Linked DNA regions of Homo sapiens: region 2 is linked to region 1. Evidence: chromatin loops called from intact Hi-C (ENCODE). Cell type or tissue: ascending aorta. All regions are shown on one strand.

Region 1 (8,000 bases):
ACCGACCTTCTGAAGCCTACTTCTGTCAACTTGTCAAAGTCATTCTCTGTCCAGCTTTGTTCCGTTGCTGGCGAGGAGCTGTGATCCTCTGGAGGGGAAGAGATGCTCTGATTTTTATAATTTTCAGCTTTTCTGCTGGTTTCTCCTCATCTTTGTGGTTTTATCTACCTTTGGTCTTTGATGTTGGTGACCTACAGATGGGGTTTTGGTGTAGATGACCTTTTTGTTGATGTTAATGCTATTCCTTTCTGTCTGTCTGTTTTCCTTCTAACAGTCAGGTCCCTCAGCTGCAGGTCTGTTGGAGTTCCACTCCAGACCCTGTTTGCCTGGGTATCACCAGCGGAGGCTGCAGAACAGCAAATATTGCTGCCTGATCCTTCCTCTGGAAGCTTCGTCCCAGAGAGGTAGCACCCTATATGAGGTGTCTGTCGGCCCCCAGTGGTAGGTGTTTCCCAGTTAGGCTACACGGGGGTCAGGGACCCATTTGAGGAGGCAGTCTGTCCGTTCTCAGAGCTCAAACGCTGTGCTGGGAGAACCACTGCTCTCTTCAGAGCTGTCAGACAGGGACATTTAAGTCTGCAGAAGTTTCTGCTGCCTTTTGTTCAGCTATGCCCTGCCCACAGAGGTGGAGTCTGGATGCATTAGGCCTTGTTGAGCTGCGGTGGGCTCTGCCCAGTTTGAGCTTCCTGGCCGCTTTGTTTACCTACTCAAGCCTCAGCAATGGTGGACGCCCCTCCCCTAGCTAGGCTGCCACCTCGCAGATTGATCCCAGACTGCTGCGCTAGCAGTCAGGAAGGCTCCTTGGGCATGGGACCCACTGAGCCAGGCATGGTAGAGAATCACTTTGTCTGCTGGTTGCTAAGACCTTGGGAAAAGTGCAGTATTTGGGCAGGGGGTGTCCCGTTCTTCCAGATAGTCTGTCACGGCTTCCCTTGGCTAGGAAAGGGAAATCGCCCGACCCCTTGTGCTTCCTGGGTGAGGCGATGCCCTGCCCTGCTTCAGCTCGCCCTCTGTGGGCAGCACCCACTGTACAACCAATCCCAATGAGATGAACCAGGTACCTCAGTTGGAAATGCAGAAATTACCCGTCTTCTGTGTTGATCACGCTGGGAGCAGCAGATGGGAGCTGTTCCTATTTGGCCATCTTGGCAACTTCCTTTTTAACATTTTTTTTGAGACAGAGTCTCACTCTGTCACCCAGGCTGGAGTGCAGTGGTGCAGTCTCGGCTCCCTGCAACCTCCACCTCCTAGACTCAAGCAATTCGCCTGCCTCAGTCTCCCAAGCAGCTGAGATCACAGGTGAACACCTGGCTAATTTTTGTATTTTTAGTAAAGACAGGGTTTCGCCATGTTGGCCAGGCTGATCTCGAACTCCTGACCTCAGGTGATCTGCTGCCTTGGCCTCCCAAAGTGCTGGGATTACAGGCGTGAGCCACCATGCCTGGCCTTTAATTTTTTTTTTAATGTTTTTGAAATTTATTATAGTATATGGTTTAAAGTAAGACTTTAACATTTATTGTCCCCCCAAATAGCTAACAAGTATTCCATTACTATTTATTGAATAATCTCCACTTGTCTGATGGATTTATAATGCCTCTTTTCTGACATATTACATTTTTATTGCTATCAGGGGCTATTTCTAGGCTTCATGTGCTATTCTTGAATCTGGCTCTTCTTGAGCCATTAAAACTCACACTAAATTATTACATCACTAATATGATTCCATCAATAAGCCTAAAACTAACTTAGTAAGTACTGATATTTTACAGAAAATGTGTTTCTATCTAGAATCATTCATTTAATTATCATTCATTCAGATCCTTTACAACTTTCAAGAGTTTTTATGTTTTCTTTGATAGTTCCTATTATCTTTTTGTTAAGGGTATTCCTAGACATTTTATTTATTTTTTTTTTGAGATGGAGTCTTGCTCTGTTACCCAGTCGAGTGCAGTGGTGTGATTTTCACTCACTGCAACCTCCGTCTCCTGGGTTCAAGTGACTCTCGTGCCTCAGCCTCCCGAGTAGCTGGGACTACAGGTGTGTGACACCTTGCCTGGCTAATTTTTGTATTTTCAGTAGTGACGGGGTTTCATCATGTTGGCCAGGCTGGTCTTGACTCCTGACCTCAGGTGATCCACCCACCTTGGCCTCCCAAGGTGCTTGGATTATAGGCATGAGCCACCGCCCCTGGCCAACATTTTATTTTGATTGTTGCTGTTGGAAAATTTTAGAATTCTTAATGCCTTCCATTTGGTCTTCACCAGAAACTGGAAAATCCTGAATCACTGATTTAACAGATGAGGTGAAAAGAACTAGAAGAACCTCTGTGAACAGATAAGGTATCTCGAACCTTGGGAGTTGCTCTATGTGGTGGCTAAAATAGTTATCTGGAAATATCTGTCTGTCTCTCTGAGACCATATAGTTTCCAGGCTCAGCATTTAGTTTCCTCAACATTTAAAATTAGATATTAAAAAAATCTGTTACATAATAAAAACATTTTTAATCATTCAAAACATTTTTGTGATAGAATTACCCAGAAAAAGACAGCACTGGCACAGAGGGTTATCCGTATACATTTTCCCCAGGCAGTAAAGGGAATGCGTTCTTCTTCCTAATTACAAAAACAAAAAAGTTTAGTCAATCAAGGGATTACTGTAATAAAATTATTTTTCTCCTGACTCGCCAATAAATCTTAGAATTAATTTTAAAAAATTAGTTTGCAAGCATAGTCTCCTTACTCATAATTGCACTTTTTTGTTAACAATTTCAAAGTCACACATCACAAAACATGTGCAGTGTTCATTTTAATAAGTTTTTGGAAAATGCAAGCATGAATAAACTGTTTATCGGCCACGACCCGAGCTCAGGAATCTGGGTGTCTGATGGTGCCAAGCTGCAAAGCTATACTTCTGGGCTTGTCTTAGGTTTTAGAAATCGCTGTGATGATAGCGCAGAGCACAGGCAGGACAAAAAGTTTCCTAGATGTCTGCAAATACTAGGTATCCACTATGTGTTTCTTGGTTGGGCTTTATATATTAACTTTGAATAAATTTTTAGAGGATTTCCATTTTATAGTTCATAAAAATATATTTAAATTCTTAAGAGTAGAAATCAACCCTCTACATGATTTACCTGTATTGTAAGAGCAGCCTAATAACAGCTGCAAATACTTAAGAGTATTTAACTCTGTGCCAGGCACTATTCTAAGTAGCTTCTATACATTAACTCAATCCTTAGCTGCGATCATGAGGAAACAACTGTATTATTCCCATTTTATAGATGAGGTCACTGAGGCACCGGGAAGTTAACTAATTGGTCCAAGATCACCCAACTAGTAAGTTGCTGTGGTCAGACATGAACTCTGGCATCAGAGACTTCACCATCACACTATAGGCCTCTCTAAACAAAGGGAGGGTATGTGGGCAATGAAAGTGAAACGAGGAATAACCATAAAGAAAAAGGAACCTTCACTTGCAATGTTTTAACAAGTAACACTTCAAGGGAAATTTAACTTATAAGCTGGCAATTTTAACTATAAAATTGGCAGGTTTAAATGACCAAATTGTCTTTTCTTCAGTATTTTTCCCATGTTGCTGGTATTATAAGATTTTTTAGTGCTCAAACTACTTCATAAACATCTAATTTTGTTTAAGTTTTGGCTTTCATTTCTGAATATACAATCTTTCAACAACATATGCTTTGACCCTGTCCTCTCTAGTAAACAGCAGGAACTATTCATAATGGGGATTATTTGAAGCTTTTACATTGCGAAAGACAAATGTCACTTTCTACTGGTAATTGAACCTCGTTTTTTCCCATTTGTAAAAGGAAGAGGTTGAACTGTTCCCTCTGGTTCCTTTTAGTGCCAACATTTTGTAAATCTGTGATTCAATTTATAAAACCTATAGTTGGGAACACTTTCAGACATTCTTGGTAAAAGCATTTTCTTTCCAAGAGCTATTCGTATTCAGAACCTACTGTTCTTATGCTGATGACTGCAAGTACAATCAGCTCAAAGTTTTCTGTGTTGATGGAAAGAAGCAAGAATGCAGATGATTTAAAAATCATCTTTCAGGGACTTTGGAATATTTATACAGACAGAATATAGTTTTTTATCTTTGGAGTAGTGGTAGCAGCAGCAAATCTACCTTTCCAATGACATAAAATACCTAGCACAGTACCTGAACAGAGTTGGACCTCAAAAAATACTTTCCTTCTTCCTCCATCCTTTCTCCAACTTTAGGATAAAGGCCACACTATTTTCTGCACATCCCAACCAGAAGGTGGAGCAGTGACTGAGGCTTACTGCAAGATAAAGGGGCAGCTGGTCTAGGATGAATAAGGGGCTGGAATAATGAAAGTATACGTGAAAAATTGAGAATCAACTATAAAAACCAGTGCCTCTTTCCTTATATCACTATGTCACAGTAAAAATTATTTTTTTGTATTTTTACTGTTTTTATGAAAGAAGGGGCCCCATTTATCTCCTGTGTCTACTGTTCTAAGCAGTGCTTCTTCACTTTGGCTGCACATCAGAATTACCAAAGGAGCTTTAAAAAAAACCCCTGTGCTCAGAATACCCCCAGGTTACTAAGTACCAGAGTATGTAGTGATGGAACTCAGGTATCAATATTTTTTAAGCTCCCCCAAGTGATTCTAATGTGCGGCCAAGGAGGAGAACCACAGCAGTAAGTAGATTAAACTGCACCTAAATACGACCCTGCTTACCTGAGTAATCTCATTTATCACTACGTGAGTACATCGTGCTTCGTATTCTGGTCGGGCTTGTTCTTCCTGCTGTAACTCAACAGTATCCCATTCATACTCAAGTTCTGCCTGGCGTCGCTTCCAAAACTCCAAAAACAAGGTAACTAACAGAGAGACAGAAGAGCTTGTGTGGATTTTCAATGATGACTGATGTTTCAGAAATCTGTACTGAATAATATTAATTATCCATTGTACTGGCCTGTTTTCACACTGCTATAAAGAACTACCTGGACTGGGTAATTCATAAAGGAAAGAGGTTTAATTGACTCACAGTTCTGCATGGCTGGGGAGGCCTCAGGAAACTTAAAATCATGGTGTAAGGTGAAGGGAAAGCAAAACACGTCTTACATGGCAATAGGAGAGAGAGAGCACGGAGGAAAGTGCCACAGCTTTAAACCATCAGATCTCATGAGAACTCACTCACTATCATGAGAACAGGATGGGGGAAATCCAACCCCATGATCCAATCACCTCCCACCAGGCCCCTCCCCTGACACATGGGGATTATAATTCGACATGAGATTTGGGTGGGGACACAGAGCCAAACCATATCATCCATAATACTTTTGTATATGGCAAATCAAATCTAAATTATAGGAGATACTACTATTTAAAAGGGAAAAACATGATTTTAAAGAAAAATGTTGGTAATTTACAACATTATGAAATAGACTATAGATGCTGGGAAAGGCAATGTGATGGTCAGAAGACATGTGAGTATGTCTGACACTGAAGCATATGTTCCAGCACCTTATTGCCAACTAAAACACAAATAATGATCACAGTTCCAAAGGAGCTCATGATCCATCCTTCATCTGCTTTTCCCCGTGCCCTCATTCTTGTACTCTCCTTTCCTTCCTAAGGGCCTACAGGGGAAGAGGAATACTTTAGGATGTCCCAAATAAATTAATATTCATTCATACGGAAAACTAGTATTTTTCTCAATCTTATATAATGTATGACTAAAATAATTTTTTAGGAATCATTTTTCAGAATTTTTAACTTTAAATAGTAAATAAAAACATTAAATGTTAATTGAAAAAATGCAGTTTCAGGGTAAATACCCCATGCCCTTCTTCTAATCAGACTGCGAACCCTAAGTCCTTCCTATAAAAAAATTCTGTAATCACCACTCTTCTATTTACAAACATTCTTTGAGTGTCTACTATCAGCTGGGAATAAAGAGAAAACAAGACACAGTCCCTGCTTCAAGGAGCTCCTAGGCATATGAGAATTATGCTGTCCTTGAACTGACAGGTATAGTTGATTATTAAGAGGGCTATGATAAAGGTAAGCACAGGTTGCTCTGGGCACACAGAACCAGAACATTTAACTGGGTGTTTCGGGGAAGGCCATCCCAGAGGAGGGGACCACAGTGATGAGTCCTGAGATGCCTCAGAGCTGATCAGGTGAAGGTGGTGGTGGGTGGAACACTAAGGCCACCTACCCCCAGGGAGCTGCGCATGCAAAGGCACGGAGGCCAGAGGGCCAGGTACTTTCCCAAAACTGCAAATAATCTGGTAGTAAGTGAAAGGTGTGATGGAGGTGGGGCAGCCAGGTAAGAGCTCTGCAGGGGCACATCACAAAGGGTTTTCTGTGCTTTGAAAGGAGTTTAGAGAGTTTAACGTACAGATGGAGGAGACTTTGAAGGTAGTCTAGAGTGAGACTAGGGGCAGGGAGACCTGCTGGCAGGTACATGATGCAGCAAGATCCTTGAGGGACGTTGAGAAGGCAGACGGATGGATGCAGGTATGACAGATGGATGCAGGTATGACAGAAGGATGCTAGCCAGGTTTCTGACTTAGGCAATATCCTAAATTCTAGTGGCATTCCTTGGAAATAGGAAGTGTCTTAAGAAGGTCAAGTGTGCAAGAGGAGACACCTGGTTTGGTTATGATCAGATGCAATGTATGTGGACTACTCAAGAAGAAATGTCCAGTAGATAGGTAAAAGTCTACAACATAGGAGGAAGATCTGGATTGAGATGGATTTTCATTGTTTTAAGTGGCAATTGGGGCCATGAGAGAATAAGACCATTAAATGAGATGCAGGGTAGTAATCACACCCTGGCTGCAGGTAAGAAGGACCAGGGAGCTTTTACAAAATACTGAGCCCAGGTACCACCCTGTAAATTATAAATTATGATTTTTGGTCTGGAATGGGGCCTGAGCATAGTTGTTTTGTTTGTTTTTGTTTTGTTTTGTTTTTAAGGTTTAATACGCAGTCAGGGTGGAGACTCACTGAAGTAGAGAGTGAAGAGAGCCAGAATGAAATCCTGCAGACCCTGCAGCAGGCAGCCTGAAATGCAGGAGGCAGTCTTGGGATGCACCTGTAAGGAGCAAGAATCCAACACTCCCCAATGGCAAAGACAACTGAACATGTTTAAAAGCACTCACTTCCTAGCAGTGTTTGTTTTGACTACTACTTTTCCAGTAAGTTAGAGTAGAAATAACCTGGATGTTGGAATCAGGATCAAATTGTTGAGTGTTTTATATAGAGGGTGATGGCTACTGAGAAACAACCCAGACATTTGTGCTTCTGTACCTGCCCAAGGGGAAATGAAGTGAGTATTGGCTTCTTTGTCAATGGGATGGAAATCTAGAGGGCACCATGTCCTTTTGTGGACTGACATGTGACTGGCTGGTCTTGGTGCCCAGCTGAGCCATGCTGGTCTCAGGTGGCAGATACTCCCCAAAGAGACCCTGTTGGGAGGAATGAGCCACCCATGAGCCAACCCTCCCTAGGCTGCATATGAAGCAGCATAACATACACCACCCACTTACCAAAGCCCAAGGTTCTGCATCCCCTTGATAAACTCCCATACATCTCCATCAACAGAGGACTCTACTTTTTAATCTACCAAGAATCCTACTGCCAGTATTGCATATGCCCCCACCCCTGAAGCTCCCTCAGCTCTGTCTCCCACTCTGTAATTATGCAATCATTCCAGCGGTCATGTGCATTCTCTCAGAAAGGGCCCATTTTATTCCCTTTGTCAACCCTTCTTCTGCCCTTCAAAATATTAATACATAGCACTCATGCATCCCAACCTATATCTGCTTCTAGGTCTACTGTCTATCATACCCACTGGAATGTCACCTTCACATGTGCAGGGATTTGGTTTTGTTCATAGCAGAAGCACTACGACATAGTAGGCATGTAACGAATGAATGCACTGAATGAACAAACTGAAGGAAACCACCCAGAAACTGGAGGACCCCCACCACCTGGG
Region 2 (8,000 bases), 210 kb after region 1:
GAGACGGGGTTTCACCATGTTGGTCAGGCTGGTCTGGAACTCCTGACCTTAGGCGATCCACCCACCTCGGCCTCCCAAAGTGCTGGGATTATAGGCGTAAGCCACTGTGCCCAACATGGGTTATTGTTAAGCTGATTTAACATTGCAGTTCATACTCCACAACCAGAGTGGTCTTTTAAAAAGTAAGTGGCTTCTGTGATAGCTGGCCTCCAGTGAACCATGTCTCTCCATATTCACATGCTCATGTGTTCAGCTCCCTCATTTAATCTGAGTGCTGTCACTCACTTGAGCCAGTAGAACGCAGAAGTGATACTGTGCCAGTTTTAAAGCTGAAGCTTTAAGAAGTCTCAGCAGCTTCTACTTTTGTAATTTTAGATTCTGTGAGCTTTCATATGAGAGGTCTATGTATCTTGTTGGAGAGATCACATTAGAGCAAGCTTGTCCAACCCACAGCCTGCAGGCAACATGCAGCCTGCAACTTTGAATGTGGCCCAACACAAATTTGTAAACTTTCTTAAAACATTATGAGATTTTTTTGTGATTTTTTTTTTAAATTTTAGTTCATCAGCTATCATTCATGTTAGTGTATTTTATGTGTTGCCCAAGACAATTCTTCTTCCATTGTGGCCCAGGGAAGCCAAAAGATTGGATATCTCTGCATTAGAGAGACGCTGAAACAACATGGAGAGAGAGAGAGTCCAGTTGTGCCAGTGTCCAGCAGAGTCCTGCTGTCTAGTCATCTCAGCCAAGGTGCTAGAAAAGGGACTGAGCCATCTTGACTGTCCAGTTTAGTGGAACCCTCAACTAACTGTGGTCCCAGCTGACACCACACAAAGCAGAAGAACCAGGCAGCTGAGCCTGTCAACTCACAGAATTGTGAGAAATCATAAAATGGTAATTGCGTTAAAATACCATGTTTTGAGATAGTTTGTTATGTAGCAATAGATAACCAAAACGCTTAAAACTAAATCCAGCTTCTGAACCTCACAGTAGCCTGTAAGGCCCTACATGATCTGTCTCCTGCCTAACATCCTGGACCTCATGTTCTATTCCACTTGGTATGTCCTGCCGTATGGCTTATACCTATATGCCGTATGGCATGTAGTATGTCTCTCAGACATACTATCTGCTTGGAATGCAGTTGACCTACCCAGACAGCACATTGGAAGCAGATCTCTTCTTTTTTATTTTTTATTTTTATTTTTGAGACCGTATTGCTTTGTTGTCCAGGCTGGAGTGCAGAGGTGCGATCTTGGCTCACTGCACCCTCTGCCTCCCGGGTTCAAGCAATTCCCCTGCCTCAGCCTCCCAAGTAGCTGGGACTGCAGGCACACACCATGGTGCCCCGCTAATTTTTGTATTTTTGTAGAGACAGGATTTTGCCATGTTGACTGGGCTTGTCTCAAACTCCTGACCTCAGGTCATCCACCTGCCTTAGCATCCCAAAGTGCTAGTATTACAGGTGTGAGCCACCATGCCTGAAAGCAGAGCTCTTCTTGTTCTCTTCTCCTCCTCCCCACTCTACCATGCCAGTTTACTTGCTTCAGAGTAATTATTCTCTAAAAATTCCCATTTGTGTACTTGCTTATTGCCTATCTCTCCTCTCCACTCCCTCTAGAACCTAAGCTTCAAGAAAGCAGACACCTTGTCTATCTGGTCAACCAGATGAAGATTTATCATGAAGCTAAGGTTGCTTATGCTCAGGGGCCCTCATTTGCATATGCCCCTTCCAAAGCCACATATTTAGTTTTGTATTTGTAATTTTGTATTCCTTTTCTTAAAGAAGGTTCCCCAAATTGTTTAAACCTCAGGCCTCTGTCAAAGAAAAACAGCCACACATCAGTTAAAATGGTAAAACAGATTTTATTTAATAACTACTGACAGTGAGGAAGAGTTGAACTCCAACCCAAGTTGTACAGAGGTGATGGGGCTTTTCTTTTCTTTTTCTTTTTTATTTTTTTAGACAGGGTCTCACCTGTTACCGAGGCTGGAGTGCAGTGGTGCGATCTCGGCTCACAGCAACCTCCGTCTCCCGAGTTCAGGTGATTCTCCTGCCTCGGCCTCCCGAGTAGTTGGGATTACAGGTGTGTGCTGCCATGCCCAGCTAATTTTTGTATTTTTAGTAGAGATCGGGTTTCACCATGTTGGCCAGGCTGGTCTCAAACTCCTGGCCTCAGGTTATTCACCCATCTCAGCCTCCCAAAGTGCTGGGATTACAGGCATGAGCTGGCAGGCTGGGTGGCTGGTGATAGGGCTTTTCAAAGGGAGAATGAGGGAGTAGGAAGGGGGCATGGCAAGGGCTTGAGCAGAGTTAGGGAAGTGAAAAACCATAAAAAGCTGGAAGGGGAATGGATCTATGTGAAATCCATCTGGGTTTGCTAATCGGCATTTGTCAAATTTAAGCATCTAACCCTCCCAGAGAGATGGGGAGTTGGGCCCTATCATTTAGCTTCCTCATTCATCTTCTTTGAACAGCACTTTCATCCTGTCACTTCCCTATTTCAGAAATCTTCAGCAACTCCCACATGAATGGAGAATAAAATTCAGATCTCTGAGCCTGCCATTCAAGGCCAGCTACAACCTGCTTGTTCACCCTTACCTCCTACTTCTTGTCTTCATAAACACTACCATCGCCAGACAGGTCTCTTTACAGCTTCCTGAACATTTCTGGCTCCTTCCATCTACCCATTACTTCACATTACATCATCTGGAGATCAACTTTCCTCCACTCTTAGCCCCCTGTGAACCTTATCCCTGCTTCAAGATCCTTCTCCGTGAAGCCTTTCCAGACTCAGGTAGAGCCCGAGTTCTCTCCCTCTTCTGAATTCTGGCCAGGCAGGCCATTCGTTTAGAACTGCCTGCCATCCATGACCAGTTCCCTTTTCTCACCGAGCCCTGCCTGCTGATCTGGATTATACAAGCACTTCATCCAAGGACCATATCCTCACTGCAGCCATTCCTAGTTTAGAGGCCCCAGTGGAGATTGAGGTCCCAGAGAGGCCAGTTGGGTTGTGTATTTGGAACCCACTGAGAATAAATAACAGAATTTTATAGCTTCTTTGAAACCAAGTAAAATCACCAGAAATGTGAACAGAAAAGAAATAAAGTCATGTAAGATGGGGATATAATAATTTAGTGTAAGTTCCTAAATCACAAATTCTTCAAAGGTAGCTCTATAATAGTTCTGGAAAAATACCTGGTGCAGGAGCATTTACTGCAAGATTGCACACCCAAAGATATTACAGTATAGCAATTGATAATGTGGTGATAATGGTGGCAGTGATATTGCTGGCAATGCAAAGCAAACTCTAGTCCTTTAAGGTAAATGAGACATTGGTATTGTTTGATGGGGTCCTGCAATGAGCAGAAATTATTCACTGCCTTCTATGTTAACAACACCAAAGGAAACAAAGTTTTTCCAAAGGGGAGAATAATTTATATTTCATTTTTTAAAAAATGGTTACATTTTCCCCAAGGCATAATGGAAGAGTCTCCTTCAAACAATATACTTCTAGAAAAGAAAGTACTTTTAGGAAATGGGGAAGAGCTTTTGTTTCCTGCTAGCATCAGGCTTTTTGTCTTCTTTTGTGTCTTCTTTTCAGCGATAGGCAAAACGACAGTTTTTTAGTAGAAGTTAAAATTATAGCCCTACTAAAATCTACTAAAATACAGTATTTTATTTCAGTTTAGACTCATTTCCAATTGCATTTAATCTTTTCCAGGCTTGTTATTGCTTTTTCTTACAATTTCCAATGTGAAATGACATTTTTAGTCTCTTTTGCCCTCTATTGAATTGCCCTGGTAATAACAGTAACTAGCAAAATGCTAGTTCTCTAGCATGTAGGAGAAGACATAAATATTTGATCTCAGATCAGTGATGTGTGTAATTGTTGCTATAGAGGAAGCCTTTGATTGCTGCCCAAATCTGGAGGCTTATTAAAATTTAATTTCTGGATCTTTTTCACATATATAAAACTCAGAACATTTCATAGTATATAAAGTAACCCTTCCCTGTTCCTATGGCAAGCTACTCTTTCTCCCAGGGATGGAGCAGTAAGAAATGCGTCTCATCCACAGGAATAGGATTTAGATATGAAAGAGCAATTCCTTCAATGAGTACCGAAAAATTCAGGAAAGAAATATCAAGGGAAATTGTGGATCATCATGTCTAGAAATCATCACATATGAGACAGATTCTGATTTGTCTGCATAACTTTTGGATTATTAATATGGCTAGTTTCTGAAAAATTATAGTAAAGCAAAAGAGGAAAAAATAGATATGAAAGTAATTAATATATTAGCTTGCCTTCATAATTTAATAGCAATTAAATGCTATTCATAAATTATATTTGCAGAATTCCAACCATAAAAAAACATAAATTATGCAAAATTATTTGGGCAACAATGGCAGAAGTATAATATGTAAAGTTTTTCCTTTTAATACTTACATTACAATTGTAAGTGGGATTTGGCTACTGGCTGACTCATCTCATTATATCCAGATGAATGAAGTACTAAAGAAGCAGATAATCCTGAAGCTTAATTTTATATGTTAGTTTCAAAGCCTCTCAGCTGTACTCAAAGCTGTTATAGTAGCACAACTGACTGATCTATCTTCTACCTCTTCTGGTTTCCCTCCTTCCCTGATAGGATAGGACATGAATCCTAAGGGATTAAAAAAAAGTTAGCAAAGCAATAATGTAGGTAATCCAAGAGGGCTAGATATACATATCTTCCCTTAGATAATTCAAGATTGACCGAAAAGTAAATGTAAAAACAATCTAATGAGATTTTTAGAAACCTAAAGAGCTCGGATTCTCTTGTTGGCAGGCATTATGCAATTAATTTCACTACTGGGATTGAAGATTAGAATGGCTAAAAGTACAAGTTAAGAAAATAGACTCTGGAGTTGGCCGGGCGCGGTGGCTCACACCTGTAATCCCAGCACTTTGGGAGGCTGAGGCGGGTGGATCACTTGAGGTCAGGAGTTCGAGACCAGACTGGCCAACGTGGTGAAACCCTGTCTCTACTAAAAATACAAAAATTAGCCGGGTGTGGTGGCATGCGCCTGTTATCCCTGCTACTTGGGAGGCTGAGGCAGGAGAATTGCTTGAACCTGGGAGGTGGAGATTGCAGTGAGCCAAGATTGCGCCACTGCACTCCAGCCTGGATAATGGAATGAGACTGTTTGTCTCAAGAAAAAAAAAAGAAACTAGACTCTGGAGTCAAACAATCTAAAAGTTCAACATGGGTTATGCCACTTAGTTGCTGTGAGATCTTAAGCAAGTTATGTAACTCGCTAGGCCTCAATTTCCTCATTTGGGTAATGAAAAAAATAAAACTTCATAGAGTTGTTCTGAAAGTTAAATGAGAAAATATCTTTAAAATACTAGAAAAGGACTTGGCCAGAACAGACTTCTGATTAATACTAGTCATTATTAGCATCATCACAATGATTAAAATTCTCAACATTGTTATTTTAGCATTAATAATAAAGATAATAGTAATAGCCTTAAGAAGGAAAATTTCCCTAGGCATTTGCTAGAAAAGAAAGCAAAGAGAGGAGGTCTGACTTCTGTGCATGCTTCCACCCTGGACTTACATTATGCTTGCAACTCAATATTGTGTTTGAGGCTGTGACCCAGGGCAGGATAAAGCCCACAATATTTCTTGGCATCGCACATGAGACACCATTGTGATCTTGTGTTTACTGTCTACTTTCTAAGCAGAGTTCTGAGTTGTTCAGGTGACTGATCAACCAGCAACCATGGAAGTCTTGAGCTGTCAGTTATGTAGTTCTTCATTTTGGGTATACATGGTCCTGGTTTGGGCCAAAAATTAGAATGAGGGACTTATTTGACTTTATAACTTCTTCATATAGAAAACTGTTATACAACCCTGGGCCCCAAAAGTCAGACAGGATGAGATTTTTATTCTCAAGACATATGCATAATTCTGAAGTAAAAAGTAGCAATTTGTTTCAAATATAGAAATATGGAAATTGAATATAAGAAGTTATTTTTCTTTTTTGCCATACTATTTGAAAAGTCCATGATCATTATTTCTGAAAATTAATATGTATCATATTAAACTATTTAAACAGGGTAAAAAGTATGCCATGAAAATAAATTATCCTGCCACCCTAACCCTGGTATTTGAGTTTACTTTCTCAGAAATAAATATTATTACTGTTTGATTATTATGTTAAACATAATCTTTTAATCAAGATACCTTTCTCTGGGATTTTCTTGGTGTTATACTGAGCAGGGGTCTAAATATCAGAAGACTCCTCATCATCAAATTAAAAAACAATTGGGCCTAGCACGGTGGCTTATGCCTCTAATCCCAGCACTTTGGGGGCCAAGGCAGGCAGATCACTTGAGGTCAGCAGTTCGAGACCAGCCTGGCCAACATGGTGAAACCTTGTCTATACAAAAAATACTAAAATTAGGCCGGGGGAATCCCAGCACTTTCGGAGGCTGAGGCGGGCAGATCATGAGGTCAAGAGATAGAGAGCATCCTGGCCAACATGCTGAAACCCCGTCTCTACTAAAAATACAAAACATTAGCTAAGTGTGGTGGTGTGTGCCTGTAGTCCCAGCTACTGGGGAGGCTGAGGCAGGAGAATTGCTTGAACCTAGGAGGCGGAGATGGCAGTGAGCCAAGATCACACCACTGCACTCTAGCCTGGTGACAGAGCAAGACTCCATCTCAAAAAAAAAAAAAAAAAAAAAATTAGCCTAGTGTGGTGGCACATGCCTGTAGTCCCAGCTACTTGGGAGACTGAGGCAGGAGAATCACTTGAATCCTGGAGGCAGAGATTGCAGTGAGCCGAGATCACACCACTGCACTCCAGCTGGGGCACCAGCAAGACTCCATCTCAAAAAACAAAACAAAAGAAAACAATTGCTTTGTCACTCTAGAAACTCTAAGGAGGCAAAGTCAAATATGTTGTGTCAAAATCTCTAAAGGGATGCTCCTAATGGTTCCAGTATTATAAAATGACCTGGGAAAAGCACTGAGGATATTTTCTAATTAGATATGGACCTAGATTTTAAATTTGGCTTTGGGACCAGGACTATCCCATTACCTTAATTTGGATCTGAAAGATTTATCATGATTTACATGCATAGTTCTGAATACAGTTTAATTAGGCACATATGATTGCAGGATAAATACAGACAGAGGAGTGTTATTTTTGTGTGTCTTGTTATCTCCAAGCTAAATATGAATGGCAACAGCAGTGCAACACTTGAATTGTTCTACATTTGTTATCCTACAAAATGGGCTCTTCTTGAGTGATAACTTTTAAACAATCAGAAACCCAATAAGATATTTTGGTCATTGTCCTTCAGTTAGCTGCTACATGGTATGCTTAGTTAGTTGCATTATCTTTTCAGTTGGACCTTTGACTTGATAGAAACTGATGATAAAAAGATGAGGTTCTTTTCCTGCTCACAAACATCTTTTATTATTATTATTATTATTATTATTATTATTATCATCATCATCATTAGTATGAGACAGAGTTTCTCTCTGTCACCCATATTGGAGTGCAGTGGCACCATCTCAGCTCACTGCAACCTCCACCTCCCAGGTTCAAGTGATTCTCCTGTCTCAGCCTCCCAAGTAGCTGAGATTTCAGGCACCCACCACCATGCCTGGCTAATTTTGTATTTTTAGTAGAAACAGGGTTTCACCATGTTGGCCAGGCTGGTCTTGAACTCCTGATCTCAAGTGATCCACTCGCCTTGGCCTTCTAAAATGCTGGGATTACAAGTGTGAGCCATTGTGTCCAGCCCACAAACATCTTTTATATCAGGTAAAAGTAGATCAGTGGTCAGAAATTATAGCAGATGGCAAATTGTGTGTTGCCAGTAACAAGCTATAAGTTATGCCTCCTCTGCCAATACATTTCACACTCTTCTGCTATTGAGTTACTGCTTAGTGGCCTTTCGTTTCAACTTGAAGAACTTTTTAAAGCATTTATTTTAAGGTAG

Evidence for each region. Hi-C counts contacts between places; a loop is a spot of excess contacts. Peaks named below come from ENCODE experiments on the same cell type or tissue, not always from the same donor. Only the 100,000 strongest peaks of a DNase experiment are listed, where the experiment ranks them.
Region 2: a loop joins it to region 1, with 5 times the contacts of the local background. A loop is called at or near these places in 84 of 110 quality-filtered maps.

The regions. Positions count from the first base shown.
Region 1 is chr12:45,385,033-45,393,032 of GRCh38, reverse strand. ANO6 (anoctamin 6) reads right to left here. Exons shown (of 20, transcript NM_001025356.3): 11 at 4,730-4,872; 12 at 2,535-2,612. LOC105369743 (a long non-coding RNA gene) reads left to right here. Exons shown (of 7, transcript XR_944886.3): 7 at 2,265-2,341. Among named protein-coding and RNA genes, the nearest start is that of ANO6, 170 kb to the right of the region's middle. In ascending aorta, a CTCF peak has its summit at 4,285 (motif pointing right); a DNase peak (open chromatin) is centred at 4,283; H3K27ac peaks cover 975 bases.
Region 2 is chr12:45,179,236-45,187,235 of GRCh38, reverse strand. It overlaps the pseudogene PLEKHA8P1. Among named protein-coding and RNA genes, the nearest start is that of ANO6, 33 kb to the left of the region's middle. In ascending aorta, CTCF peaks have their summits at 3,588 and 3,787; no DNase peak of the experiment used is centred here; H3K4me3 peaks cover 290 bases.